2 separate regions of the Homo sapiens genome follow, and region 2 is linked to region 1. Evidence: chromatin contacts called from ENCODE Hi-C or POLR2A ChIA-PET data. All regions are on one chromosome and are shown on one strand. The core of a region is the stretch at or near the end of the contact, and the rest is flanking DNA. Distances in the headings are between cores, read along the strand shown. Region 1 holds the start of GLG1 (golgi glycoprotein 1). Region 2 holds the start of ZFHX3 (zinc finger homeobox 3).

Region 1 (6,831 bases), core at 377-2,876:
GGAGGTGGCAGCTCCGAGCAGAGATCACGCCACTGCACTCCAGCCTGGGCAACAGAGTGAGATTCCGTCTCAAAAAAAAAAAAAAAAAATTAACATACGCTAGTGACATCTCAAGGACTTCTGGTGATGTGTCCAGCCTGCCTGACTGAAACTTACCTATGCCATGTGTTTGCTAATAAACATGGGGCTGCCTTAGTCAGTGCTCAAGGTTAGCAGCAGCCTCATGATCATTTTATGACAGTAGCAAAGGTGACCGTTGGTGGAGATGCCAACAAGCTCTCATTCCCCATGATAGAGGCCTGGGGTCAGCCACAGTGGGTAATTTGTACTCACAGAATATCTTCAGTCTCAGGAGCTCCTTTTGGGTTCCCTGAGCTCCTGACTTTTCAGGTTCTAGTTATGTCTAACTTGGTCTTGACTGCTCATTTGCGGGTCAGGACAGCAGAAGCTGTCTGTTTACTACAGTAGATGTAATTCGCATTTTTGGACACAATGACCAGTGGAGATTACACAACCCAAACTGCCCTCATTCCCCAACATGTGCATGGACAGAGTGGGATGAAAGTGCGCCAGGGTGGTGGGAAGCCCCAGGGATTCTGGTGGCTAGCCTAGCTGTCTACAGGATGGCAGAGTTCCTCTTGGGCAGCTCATTTAATCCCTCCACGCAGAACTGTTAACATCTCTGTGCCATTCTTCAGTTAAATGAGAACCTAACGCAGGCCTGATGCATGGCTCAGATTACACAGCGGATGTGAAGAGGCTTTGGGAACATATCCTCTCTCCTAAGGACAGGGAGGGGATGCTAGTGTGGGGTGCCTGCGGTGTTGCATGCAGGTCAATGAGAACAGTTACCGACACACAGACTTAACCCGAGTCCTCAAAGATGTGTTTTATTATTATTTTTTCATCCTTTAAACATGAATCTAAATGCTGGCTTAAAATCAGGATTCATGCATAAACGGCTTCCCAGTTTATTAACAATACTGGCTGTGACTTTTTGAGTTCAGTGTTGTGGGCCAGGCACTTAAATTATTATTTCGAATCTTGCCAATGGTACTTTACATTTGAGCTCTTGCGTACCCTGCCAGAGCAAGGATTATAACCTTAATTTTTTTTCTTACCCCAGAACTTATGCTCTTAACCCTATTCAATGCTGTCTCTCTCTTTGGCTAAGAAAGACTTCTGAGGCAGATGGAAGGAAGGAAGGAAGGAGGGAGCGATACAAGGAGAGGCTTTCCGATTCCGTAATACACCTGGTTGTGCAAAGTTCACCTCTACATATAAAGTTTTTGTTTTCCAAGTCATTGAACCGGCGACATATTCTACCGGCCATTTTGGTTGTGGCAACCCCAATTCCCTTGATTTTTTTTTTTGTGACAGCAAATGGAATTAGAGTAGGCCGCCCTGCCCGGGCTTTTTAAGAAACCCCAGCAACCCCCCCGGGTAAGGAGCGCCGCTCTCCCGCCCGCCGGTCCAGGGTGTGTGCGGTTTCCAGCACGGCCTCCTCCTTCGCCCCACTCTGGGTTCGCGGGTCGGCGCCGGCGGGGCGGGGCTCGGCAGGGCCACGCTGCCACGCCCAGCGTCTCCACCCCCTCATTTAAATACGCGGCGCCGGCGAGTGCGTCGAGCTCGCCGCGGACTCAAGATGGCGGCGTGTGGACGTGTACGGAGGATGTTCCGCTTGTCGGCGGCGCTGCATCTGCTGCTGCTATTCGCGGCCGGGGCCGAGAAACTCCCCGGCCAGGGCGTCCACAGCCAGGGCCAGGGTCCCGGGGCCAACTTTGTGTCCTTCGTAGGGCAGGCCGGAGGCGGCGGCCCGGCGGGTCAGCAGCTGCCCCAGCTGCCTCAGTCATCGCAGCTTCAGCAGCAACAGCAGCAGCAGCAACAGCAACAGCAGCCTCAGCCGCCGCAGCCGCCTTTCCCGGCGGGTGGGCCTCCGGCCCGGCGGGGAGGAGCGGGGGCTGGTGGGGGCTGGAAGCTGGCGGAGGAAGAGTCCTGCAGGGAGGACGTGACCCGCGTGTGCCCTAAGCACACCTGGAGCAACAACCTGGCGGTGCTCGAGTGCCTGCAGGATGTGAGGGAGGTGAGGAGGTGGGACGAAGCCGGGAGGGCCAGGCCTGGTGCGGGCCCGAGGGTGTTGCCGGCCTTGGAAGCCGCTGACGCCGGTCGGCTGCTTTCCTTGCTTCCTCTGTGCTGCACTCGCTCCTTCCCTCTTTGCTCCTCACTCCCAGGCGCTTTCAGGGAAAAGGATACCACTCCCACTCCTTCTTTCCCCCGCCCTTATTTCCCTCCCTGTTGCCGGGGTCTGGGACGAAAACCTGGGCTCCTGGCCGCAATCCGCCGAGGCCCAGAGCGTGTCTGTTCGCTCCTGTCTTTTGTGTGATGCTCTATGCAGAGTGTCTCCTCGCCGAAGATCAGTTTAGGATTTTGCCATCAGTTTCGACTAGGACAATTTGTGGCAAGCCATTTAAACATAAAAAAATGCCTGGCGTACTTAGGCTGTAAAGAATGATCTGTTTATTAGCAGTAGATGTAATTCGCAAATCCATATTTTTGGTGCTGAAATTAATGTATGCTTTGTTTTCTTCACTTCCTTTGGTCAGTTGTATTGAACCCCATGTTTAAGCTGTTAACTCCCAGTGACTTGGCGCCCCAAAGCTTGAAAAGTTGGGGAAGCGTTTGAAGCTGTGTTTGTGACTGGGTTATGGGATCTTGCCTTTCTGAGGTCTGAATGTGATTTTAACAGTATCTCTTAATGAAATCTACATTTGTCGTTGCTTGGTGTGATTCAGTTGAGTGACATTGATAATTTATAATCAAGTGACATTGATAATTTATAATCTAGGTTTAATGCTGCAGACCATAATGACAATTCTCAAAGTTTGGGAGCAAATCTGACAGTAGTAACTTTTTCCAGAGGTGTAGGTATATAAAATTAGCCCTAAAGGTGGACAAATAGAATGAAGCTACCACTTGATACTGTTTTTGGTTTTTTTTTTAAATATCAGATTTGTTTAAGGCGTTCAAGCTATAGCAAGACCACTTGCTTGTAGAAATTTGCTTCTCTTGGCATTTCCCCCCTTCATCTCGTGTTCTAGTATTCTATACAAAAGCAATTCAGATAGAGGAAAAGACATACATAAGCAGGAGACAGAAAGAAAGGAAGTTTCCAGAGCCCCTAGAAATGTGAGGCCTTACCTGACTTCTCATCTTCAGCTTAACGACTAGAGGGATAGTCCTCTGGTAGATACAGCTAATATTCCTAACTCTGTCGAACTTTTTGGAATTTTCTTTTCGCTCTTTGAGGACACATAATAGATGTCGTTTCATCAAACTAGGATCCTAATACTGGTGACCAAACAATTAGTAGTAGTTTGTGGTAGAAACAGCACATTATTAGGGAAAGTGGCAAAAAGTGGCCTATTCAAGGAGTGTATATATCCTTCATGTGTATTCCGGACATTTGGAAACCTCCACTTAAAGGAGGCAGTTTTATGCTCCAGAGGAGGAAAGGCGTCATATAAATTGGAAATGGGGGTTTTGGGGGGTTGGGGGGAGGTGGAGGGACCAAATTTCCAATTTAATGTTTTTTCCTCCAGTTTTTACATACAGAAATAATGAAGGAAGAGTACTGTGAACACCTATGTGTATTCTTCAGGAGGTGGAGTTATTTTTAAACTTCTTTTCTTTTTTTTGAGATGGAGTCTCACTCTGTCGCCAGGCTGGAGTGCAGTGGCTTGAACTTGGCTCACTGCAACCTCCACCTCCCGGCTTTAAGCAATTCTGCCTCAGCCACCTGAGTACCTGGGACTACAGGCGAGCGCCACCACGCCCAGCTAATTTTTGTATTTTTAGTAGAGACAGGGTTTCACCATGTTGGCCAGGATGGTCTCGATCTCCTGACCTTGTGATCTGCCAGCCTCGGGCTCCCAAAGTGCTGAGATTAGTGGTGTGAGCCACCACCCCCACCCTATTTTCTTTTTCTTTAAAGACAGCGAAAGGAAATTTCATTCTGCTTAGTCTGGGAGTTAATTAAATCTGATCTATGTGTTTGAAAGAGCATAACTTAAAGAAGTAAACTAGTTAGGCACATTTGAAGAAACATGTATAGAATATGTTTTGTATTTGCTGTTCAGTAAGTAGAACTATTTGATAGTGAAATAGATATATGTACTTTTCTGTCCCTTTGCATGCAAATGCAGGGAACATTTTCCTATCCGTACCCATTATTGGAATTATGAAAAGGCAGAGCATATGAGTACAGTTGTTCCTTGGTATCACTGGAGGATGGTTCCAGGCCTCCTGCAGATATTGAAATCCAAGGACGCTCAAGTACCTTATACCGTATAAAATGGTGTCGTATTTCCATATCATCTGTGCACACCCTTCCGAATTCTTGTCTTCTCTAAAATACTTGTGATACCTAGTACAGTGCCTACATATCAGTTCATTCATGTGGATTCACTGTAGTACTTGGCATATGTCAAACTTAACTTTTGCTTTTTGGAACCTTATGGAACTTTTCTTTCTGAAAAAAAATTTTTTATTATGGAGACAGGGTCTCGCTCTGTCATCCAGGCTGGAGTGCAGTGGTGCAGTCATAGCTCACTGCAGCCTCAGTCTTCTGGGTTTGAGAGTTCACTGAAGCCTCCACATTCCGGGTTCAAGTGATCTTCCCAGCTGGGCTTTCCAAAGTGCTGGGATTAGAGTTGTGAGCCACTGTGCCTGGCCTTGGGATTCTTTTTTTTTTTTTTTAACGCTCTCGGATGAGTCATGCTTTTAAAAAGGCCAAGTATATCATGGGTCCACTATGAAATAATAGATGTAATAGCCAGTAATGGTGTGTTAGTAGTCCTAGTTGTGTGTGTATAATTATTAGTAGTTCAAGTTATTTAAATAAAAACAAAAAATTAGAAAGTGTAAGGCAGAAAAGAAAAAATATTCCCTGGGCTGTTCTAGTAGGTGGAGTAATAATACCAAAGAAAGAGAAGATACTGTTGCTTAGTATGTGATAAGGAAGGCATGCTTGATGTTGTCAGTCATTTTAAAATACTTTACTTATTCTTGGTTGAAATGGCCAGTAGCACTTTTTTTTTTTCCACTAGTGTCTTGTATTTCGAAGTTTCAGATGGAGACCTTGGTTCCTTAGAAGTTTGTGGTGTTCAGCCGGGCGCAGTGGCTCACACTTGAAATCCTAGCCCTTTGGGAGGCTGAGGCAGGAGGATTGCTTGAGCTAGGAGTTCAGTACCAGCCTGGCAACATAGTGAGACACCGTCTCTAATAAAAAGTTTGTGATGTTCATAGATTAGATTTTCTTTTTTTTTTTTTTTTGAGACGGAGTCTTATTCTGTTGCCAGGCTGGAGTGCAGTGGTGTGATCTCGGCTCACTGCAACCTCTGACTCCCTGGTTCAAGCAGTTCTTCTGCCTCAGCGTCCCAAGTAGCTGGGATTACAGGCACGCACCACCTCGCCCAGCTAATTTTTGTATTTTTAGTAGAGACAGAGTTTCACCATGTTGGCCAGGATAGTCTTGATCTCCTGACCTCATGATCTGCCCACCTTGGTCTCCCAAAGTGCTGGGATTACAGTCATGAGCTATTGCGCCTGGCTGCTGCTGCTGCTGCTGCTGTTGTTGTTGTTGTTGTTGTTTGAGACGAAGTCTTGCCCTGTTGCTCAGGCTGGAGTGCAGTGGCACAATCTTGGCTCACTGCAACCTCTGCCTTCTGGGTTCAAGTGATTCTCCTGTCTCAGCCTCTTCATCACCTTGGCCAGGCTGGTCTTGAACTCCTCACCTTAGGTGATCTGCCTGCGTCGGCCTCCCAAACTGCTGGATTACAGGCATGAGCCATTGTGCGTGCCCCATAGATTTTCTTACACAGAAGTAGAGAGAATAGGGTAATGAGTCCCTGGGTATACATCACCCAGCTTCAACTGTTCCCACCCTTTTTTTTTTTTGAGAGACAGAGTCTCACTCTGTCACCCAGGCTGGAGTGCAGGGGCACGATCTTGGCTCACTGCAACCTCAGCCTCCCGAGTTCAAGCGATTTTCCTGCTTCAGCCTCCCAAGTAGCTGGGACTACAGGCATCCGCCACCACACCCGGCTAATTTTTGTATTTTTTAGTAGAGACAGGGTTTCACTATATTGGCCAGGCTAGTCTCGAACTCCTGACCTCGTGATCTGCCCGCCTCGGCCTCCCAAAGTGCTGGGATTACAGGCGTGAGTCACCGCGCCCAGCCCCGCCCTTTTATTTTTAGGGCACAGGGTTGGGAGGCTGGCATATTTAAAAGCAAATCCCAGATACTGTCATTTCAAATACTTCAAGCATGTCTGTGATAAATACTTTTTAAAAACTAGAAGGTTTTTTTTGTTTGTTTTTGTATTTAAATGTATAATCTTTCTTTTGCAAGTAATTCTGACACTAAAAAGAAAAACATAAAAAAATTCTTTCTTGCCACCTTTTCTTGATATATCAGTCTCAGATTATAAATTTGTAGCCATGCTCTAAGCTTTGCACAGAGTGAATGCTTTGTAAATATTTAAATAAACTAATTTAGGTATTGAACAGGAATTAACATTTCAGTGTTGCAAACCATAAACCCCCTTTTAGACTCATAGGTAAATATTTTTATACTCTGCTTTTAACCTTTCACTTAACTGTATACTTGAGATAGTGGACTACACCATCTCTATTGTCTCACTGTTGATAATGACTATCATTATCAATGATAATGATAATGAGGTGCTAGTGCTAGTGCTAGTGTTATTCTTTTAGCAGAGAAATAGGCTCAAAGAGCTAAAGTAAGTTGTCTGATGTTATATCCTAAGTGGT
Region 2 (6,042 bases), core at 2,101-4,600, 1.6 Mb after region 1:
AGGCCTTGGCACACCAGCTTCCAATGGTTATGAAGGCAAATGTGAGCTGTTCTGAGGAACTTCTGCATTCTGTTCCATACCCAGGAGGGCTCGGCCACCCAGCGGGTACCAGGCCCCTAAATATAACTGCCTCAAAATCATGGGGTGAACTCAGGCCAATTCAGCTCCAAATGGTTCCTTGTTTATTTCAGGAACGTTTGTTTTTGTTTCTTGCCCTCTTCTGGATTTTTCTTTGTTAAAGCCTCCGGGTTATTTAAGCACTAGTTTTAAAAATCAATGTATACGTATAATTTAATAAAAATAGAAGAACCCGGAAGGGTGCACAAATCTGTCTAAACCCGCTGTACTGTGAAAAGAGAGCCCAGGTTACGCTGGAAGTCAGAATGCTGACATCCACTGTATCTTAGAGATCATATTTACCTTTGCAAAAGTGGAAGGATACAGCATTAGTAAGTGTGTATGTGTAGAGAAAGAGAGAGACAAGCAGGTTTGGCTCGGTAGAATCATTGTAATTTACCAGCCAGCTCAGCGTTAGGGGGCAGGCCTCTGGCTTGGAGAGTGGGTAAGGGGAGGAGTAGGGAAGGGGTTAGCGCTCCCTGATTTATTTTTAAATATTTATCCTTTCGGCTGTTGCCAATTACGCTTTCCAGATGAGACGAGACTGGGTATGGAGAACTGCGAGGGAAGAATTGCCTTTTCTGAGAGTGGGTTTATTTGTCAGCAGTGTTCAGGATGGAGCGATGAGAATGTCAGGCTGTCACTGCTGGGTAGGCCATGGGTTTAACATCAGGCAGCTGCCCTCCGAAGAGCCAGGGCTTCCAGAGCTGGAGGATAGAATTTGCAAGGAGTATTTCAGAGGAACTCCTGATTTCATATGTAAGTGCAGAAGTTGCCAATTCCCTCTGAAGAGGTATTGTTTTTATGAATAAGGAAAATGAGTTTTAGTAGAGGTGACACCCAGCTTGTGTGTAGTCCCTCATTTCCATAATGTACAGAGGCCATAGATCACCTGCCTGTGGATTACCTGTTAAATTTTTGCCTGGAACAAAGGCAGGCTTGACTAGGCCTCATCATGTGTGTAGCTGGTGCCAGATAAAGAAAAGGAACTCAGGGTCACTCTCAGTTCTACTTGTCAGGCCTCTCAAGTGCAGGAGGCAGGTTGCAGGGTCTGCCTCTTGGGACAGTGGCAGTATTAGGGCAGATCCCGTCCGGGCCTTCTGCCCAGGCAGTGCTGCATCCTCCCAGGTTACTTTAATAGCTTGTTCTTTGGGCTTTCTAGCTTTTATTTTATTGAAGGTATTTGTCTGTGGGCCTACCAGGATCATGATGTCACCAGATTACGAGGTTGTCCCCTGTTAATAAAAATGAAGATAAAGCAGCAAAATTAGATTTTCTGAGAGTATCAACATTTTCTTGTTGTCTTTAATTTATCCAGCAGGCCTTACCTATCCCAGGTAAGGAATCTTCGTTTTTCCGGAGAGATTGCCAGAGGCATCTCTGCGTTGTGGGCCACGTTGCTTGCGGTCCTGCTAGCATACGTCATCTTCATGTCTTATTCATAGTCACTTTTTCAATTAAATTATTAATTGTTTTCTTTAAGGTGTTCTCAACTTATATGGCCAATATAAATAACAGTGTGTTTTGAAAACACCACCTGTTCTTGGGCCTGAAGTCAGGTGGTCTGGAAGCAGCTCTGCAGTGACCATAGTCTGGTTTGCAAACTCATCCTCCACCTTCCCTGTTGGCTCTTAACTCCCCCCACCCGGCCCCCGTGCTCTCACGTGTGACTGAATTGGGCTTGTGCCCTCCTTTGTCCCTAATCGGACATGATTCCCTGGAGGCAGTCTTTTCTCCCAGGGCCTTAGCTGAAATAAATAAATAAATAAATAAATTTCCCCAGAATCTATTCTGGACTAAAATGTAGAAAGGGGCTGTCTGTACCCAACAGGTTAGATACTTACATTAATCTGAACCCAACTTACATTGTGCAAAAAGCCTTCTATACGGGGATGTGATGGTTTTCACCAGCTAAGCATCCCTTTTTCTCCCGAGTCAGTGTGTGCCTCATGCTAATACAATTCCATACATACTGCTCTTCGCCTCATGAGCTGATTATATTTCTAACACTTGCATGGTTCATTATTGTGCCCGAGGAAAAGACTCTCCAGGCTGTAAGGCCAGCCTGGGTGGGTGGTTTTCAGAAAGGGTAAAAGCAGGTGCCTTTCTGTGCTGTGAGAATCGGGAGTAAATTCAGACTGAGGGTGGGATTCTGACAGGGAGGACAGAGGACTTCCGGTGAGATTTCTTTGGGGCTGGCTTTCAGATGAGAATGGAAAAAGGTGGACTTGGGGAGATAGAAGGCGCCCAGCAATCGCTTTGACCAACTGGAAAAGGTGAACTTGGGGAGATAGAAAGGCGCCCAGCAATCACTTTGACCAACTGGGGTGGCCGCTTTAAATCTTACCCTGGCGGTAGGAACTCCCTGGGAAAGGGCACGATCTTTGCTATCTCTGCGGTGATGTGGCTTTATAAGGTGAGGCTAAGGAGCCTGGAGGCTTACATGGTAGACTGCATCTCCTTTTCTTCCCACTTCTTTTCTTCCTATCTTTCTAGTGATCTCTCCTTTTCTCTTTCTCTGGCCTCAAAAACTATCCTTAAACTCTCAACGGAGAGCAGGGGGATGTTTTTATAAGTTTCTGCAACTGAAAAACAGAAGTGCTCTGTAAAGCAGTTAATAGGATGGGTGTGTGTTTCCAATAAATTCCTGTCCACATTGGCTCCTGTCCCCATGCTTGAGTGGCCTGGCTGTGACGTGGACGGGGCCCAGGGAGCGATGGCTCCGGTTCGGAGGCCTCAGGCTCCTTTTAGTGGCCGAGGGCGCGTCCCTTTCTTCTCGCCCGATTCTAGGCCGGCCCCTGACCTTTGATGAGCGAGGGGTCAGCGCCTCCGGGAGGGCCTGGGCTTTGTTCCCGCCGGGGCCGGTTCCCGGGGCGGCGCAGGCCGAGCGGCGAGGGTTCCTGGCCCCAGGCGGGTGCGCGGGACCCCCGGCCTGCCCCAAGGCCCGCGCCCCAAGCGGAGCGAGCGCAGCTGAGCGCCCGGGTCCCGCGCGTCCCTGTGCGTCCCCGGGTCCCTGCGGGCGGGCGGGCGCGGTCGCCGCCGAGCAACCCGGCCTGCGCCCGGCACGACTGTAGATGTCAGGCTTTGCCCGGGGAGCCGAGCGGCAGCGGGGCTGTGAGTTTCAAATTAACCTTCCGCTTTGTTGCTGTGTAATGTGGATCCCCGAAGGCCCCCCGCCCCGCCCGCCCCCCTTCCCCGGGCGGTGCGCGCTGCAAACTGCGAGTTGGGCTTCATTTACATAAAGCGATTCCGGGCGGGCGGCGGCAGAGGAGGAGGCGGCGGCGGCGGGCAGGCCGGGGACCCGGACGCCAGCGCCGCGCCCCGTGGGTGAATCCCCGCCGCGTCCCGGGGACCTCCCTCCGGGGACGGGCCGACCGCCAGCCCTGCCGCCACCATGAGCTCCCCTCCCCTGTCTCCGGGCCCCCTGCTCCTGACCAGAGCCACCTCCGAGTCCTGGGGCCAGCGGGAGGTGGGGAGCATGCCGCCTGGGGTGGGTGAGCTCGGGGCTCGGGTGCCACTGGAATTTCCCGTTGTTGCGCATGGCGGCGCGGCCCCCGGACCTGCAAGTGCCGCCTCCCTCCGGAGGTGCGCGGAGGCTTGGTGTGCCAGGTGAGTGCAGCCTCCCTCCGGGTCCGCGCAGCCGGCCTGGAGCCGCGGGCAGGTGCTGCGAGTCTTGGCTGAACTTCCCATTCTCTTGGGGCGTGTGGGGGAAGGGCAGGCTGGATGCACTTGAACTCCCAGACTCCAGTTGCCACCTACCTAGGGTGAGAGCGCCTAAATTCTGCTGGGCACACAGTAAAGCTCTTCCTTCCTCCTTCCTTCCCTTCCCTCTGTCCTCCCCTCCCTCCTCCTTTCCTGAGTCTGCTTTTGGATTAGTTCCTGCCTTCTGAATACTTGTGGTACTGGTGTCATTTAGAAGTTTGGGTGCCTCCGCCTAAAAATGCACCCTTTTCAGCCCTGGAGAAGTCGCTGGTCAGTTCGAAACAATGTGAAGAATGCGCTTGTGGAGTAATTAAAGGGAGAATCAGAGTTTTGGAGCTGGAGGGCACCTTTGGAGATCATCTTGTCCACCCTCTAATTTTAGTTTTTTCGCACTCTTGGAAAAGTCAGAGCATTTATTTCCTTGGGCAGGGGCGGGGTGGGGAGCTGATGCAAAGGAGAGAGTCAAGATTTTTATCCTGTTAGGAGGAGGAATGCCTATGTTTAGGTCAGTAGCAGAAAAACAATAACAACAAAAAGAAGCATTGTAGGCTTGGAGGGAAACGAACCTTCTGGAAAATGTTCTTTTCTGCCTTGGACACACCTGTGTTATGATAGGAAAAGGCCTGGAGGGCAAAGACTGCAGCTCACGCATGGTGTGTGCTAAGAGGGAATTGCGTGGCACAGTGGTACCTCCTGTGTTAAACTGGCTTAAGTGAAAGCCGTGAGCAGGTGAATCCAGGAGGGTCATCCCTCCCCCCACCCTCTGTGTCATTTAACAGTCCTTGAAGACTCCCTAAAGCCACTGACAGAAAACCCCAGAGAGAACAGATGGCTCTGCCTGGGCACAGAAGGAAGGCCTCTCCTTCATACTGGGTCCTGCTTGTCAGAATGCACCAGGGCAAAGCCTTGAAGGTAGATTGTGAGAAAGTTACACATCATCTTATTTCTCTCTATGCTTTGAGATCCTTGGAGACAAGTCACTAAATAAATAGTGTATAATTTAAAGCTCACCCTAGCTGGGGAAACTCTGTTTCCTTGCCGTCAAGCAGCAGGTGCGAGTTTGTAGAGTTGGCCCCTCGAGTTCCCTCATTCCTGAATTCAGGAGGTGTCAAATCTTCACGTTCAGTTAATGGCTGTGGTTTCTGGATAGGTTTCAAGGGAAACCCTGAAAATCACGAGTTCCAGGAGGCTGGGCTGGAGGAGGACACGAGAGTGCTGTGGTGGGGACTGCATTGGGTAGGAAAACATACACCTTCCAAGGTAACCTGATCAAGAAAGGCCGTAGCAAGAAACATGAGTCTGCTCCTTGTTATCAGAACAGCCACTGGCAGCCTGAGATTCTGAATCCCTCTTGCTACTCAAACATGAAAAACAATGAAGGCAAAAGTGAGGTGTGAGGGAAGTCAGGAGACCACGGTTCCAAATAATTGAAGGGTTTCAAGAATGGGGTCTTCACAGAGAGGTACATACCTGGATGTTTGCACGCCTGTATTTGTGTTCATTCTGTTTTGCAGAGACCCTGCAGGCACCCTTTCAGAGAGTGTGTAGCTATGATGGCCAAAAGAAACTTTTTCTCTCTCCCTTTGCTAAATTACAGGACTAAGGAGTTCTCCTCATGGTGTTTCCAGCATAGTTTTCAGAAAGCATGTAAAGTGCCTCTCAGAGTGGGCTGGGGTCACAGTTGGCTCTTTTATTTAATTACACAAGTGTTATTTAACAACATGGAGCAGATGCAGAAGCGAGCACTTTTAGACTTTAAAAACAGCCCTTTCAGAATCACAAGGAATTAAGTGACTTGGAGACCTTCTGTCTTTATGACATGGGTCACTTCCCTCTCTCAACAACCCCCCCCCACTTTTTTTTTTTTTTTTGAAATGGCTGTACTTTCTATGAAATAGAGCTACTGTTTTCCATTTCTCCTGAAAACAGTGTTGATGAACAGGGAACTATTGAGAAACACTTGCTAACTATTCAATAATAATAATAATAATAATAATAATAATAATAATAATAATAATGTAAATCCATGCTGCTTCCCCAACCACCTGAAACTTAATTTTGGTTCCTTTTCTTCCATTTTTTGTTTGCACAAATGAATGTTAAGGGAGGGTTGGAAAGGCCCATCTAAAACGGTGCCCTCCACAGGCCCCTGCCTGGCTCTTCCCACCAGGACAGTGAAGTGCCTGCCTTCTTGCTGCTTTGAGGTTGAATTTAACTGCTGTG

Evidence for each region. Hi-C counts contacts between places; a loop is a spot of excess contacts on that map. ChIA-PET counts read pairs that join two places held with the same protein, here RNA polymerase II (POLR2A). Pooled maps may share reads with other maps.
Region 2: a loop to region 1 is called in a pooled map, with 4 times the contacts of the local background. The contact joins the promoter of ZFHX3 here to the promoter of GLG1 in region 1. A Hi-C loop is called at or near these places in 1 of 37 single-sample maps with no recorded cell type and 3 of 50 pooled maps. POLR2A ChIA-PET finds 5 or more read pairs at or near these places in 1 of 52 experiments (GM10248).

What each region holds. Positions count from the first base shown.
Region 1 is chr16:74,601,909-74,608,739 of GRCh38, reverse strand. GLG1 (golgi glycoprotein 1) reads left to right here and starts at 1,626. Exons shown (of 26, transcript NM_001145667.2): 1 at 1,626-2,083. The coding sequence starts at 1,646. RefSeq lists silencers at 1,456-1,645, 1,876-2,055.
Region 2 is chr16:73,045,436-73,051,477 of GRCh38, reverse strand. ZFHX3 (zinc finger homeobox 3) reads left to right here and starts at 3,350. Exons shown (of 10, transcript NM_006885.4): 1 at 3,350-3,726. It overlaps LOC124903719 (a long non-coding RNA gene), which reads right to left and starts at 3,900. Exons shown (of 2, transcript XR_007065116.1): 1 at 3,678-3,900; 2 at 690-1,352. RefSeq lists enhancers at 2,449-2,984, 3,521-4,056 and a silencer at 2,910-3,759.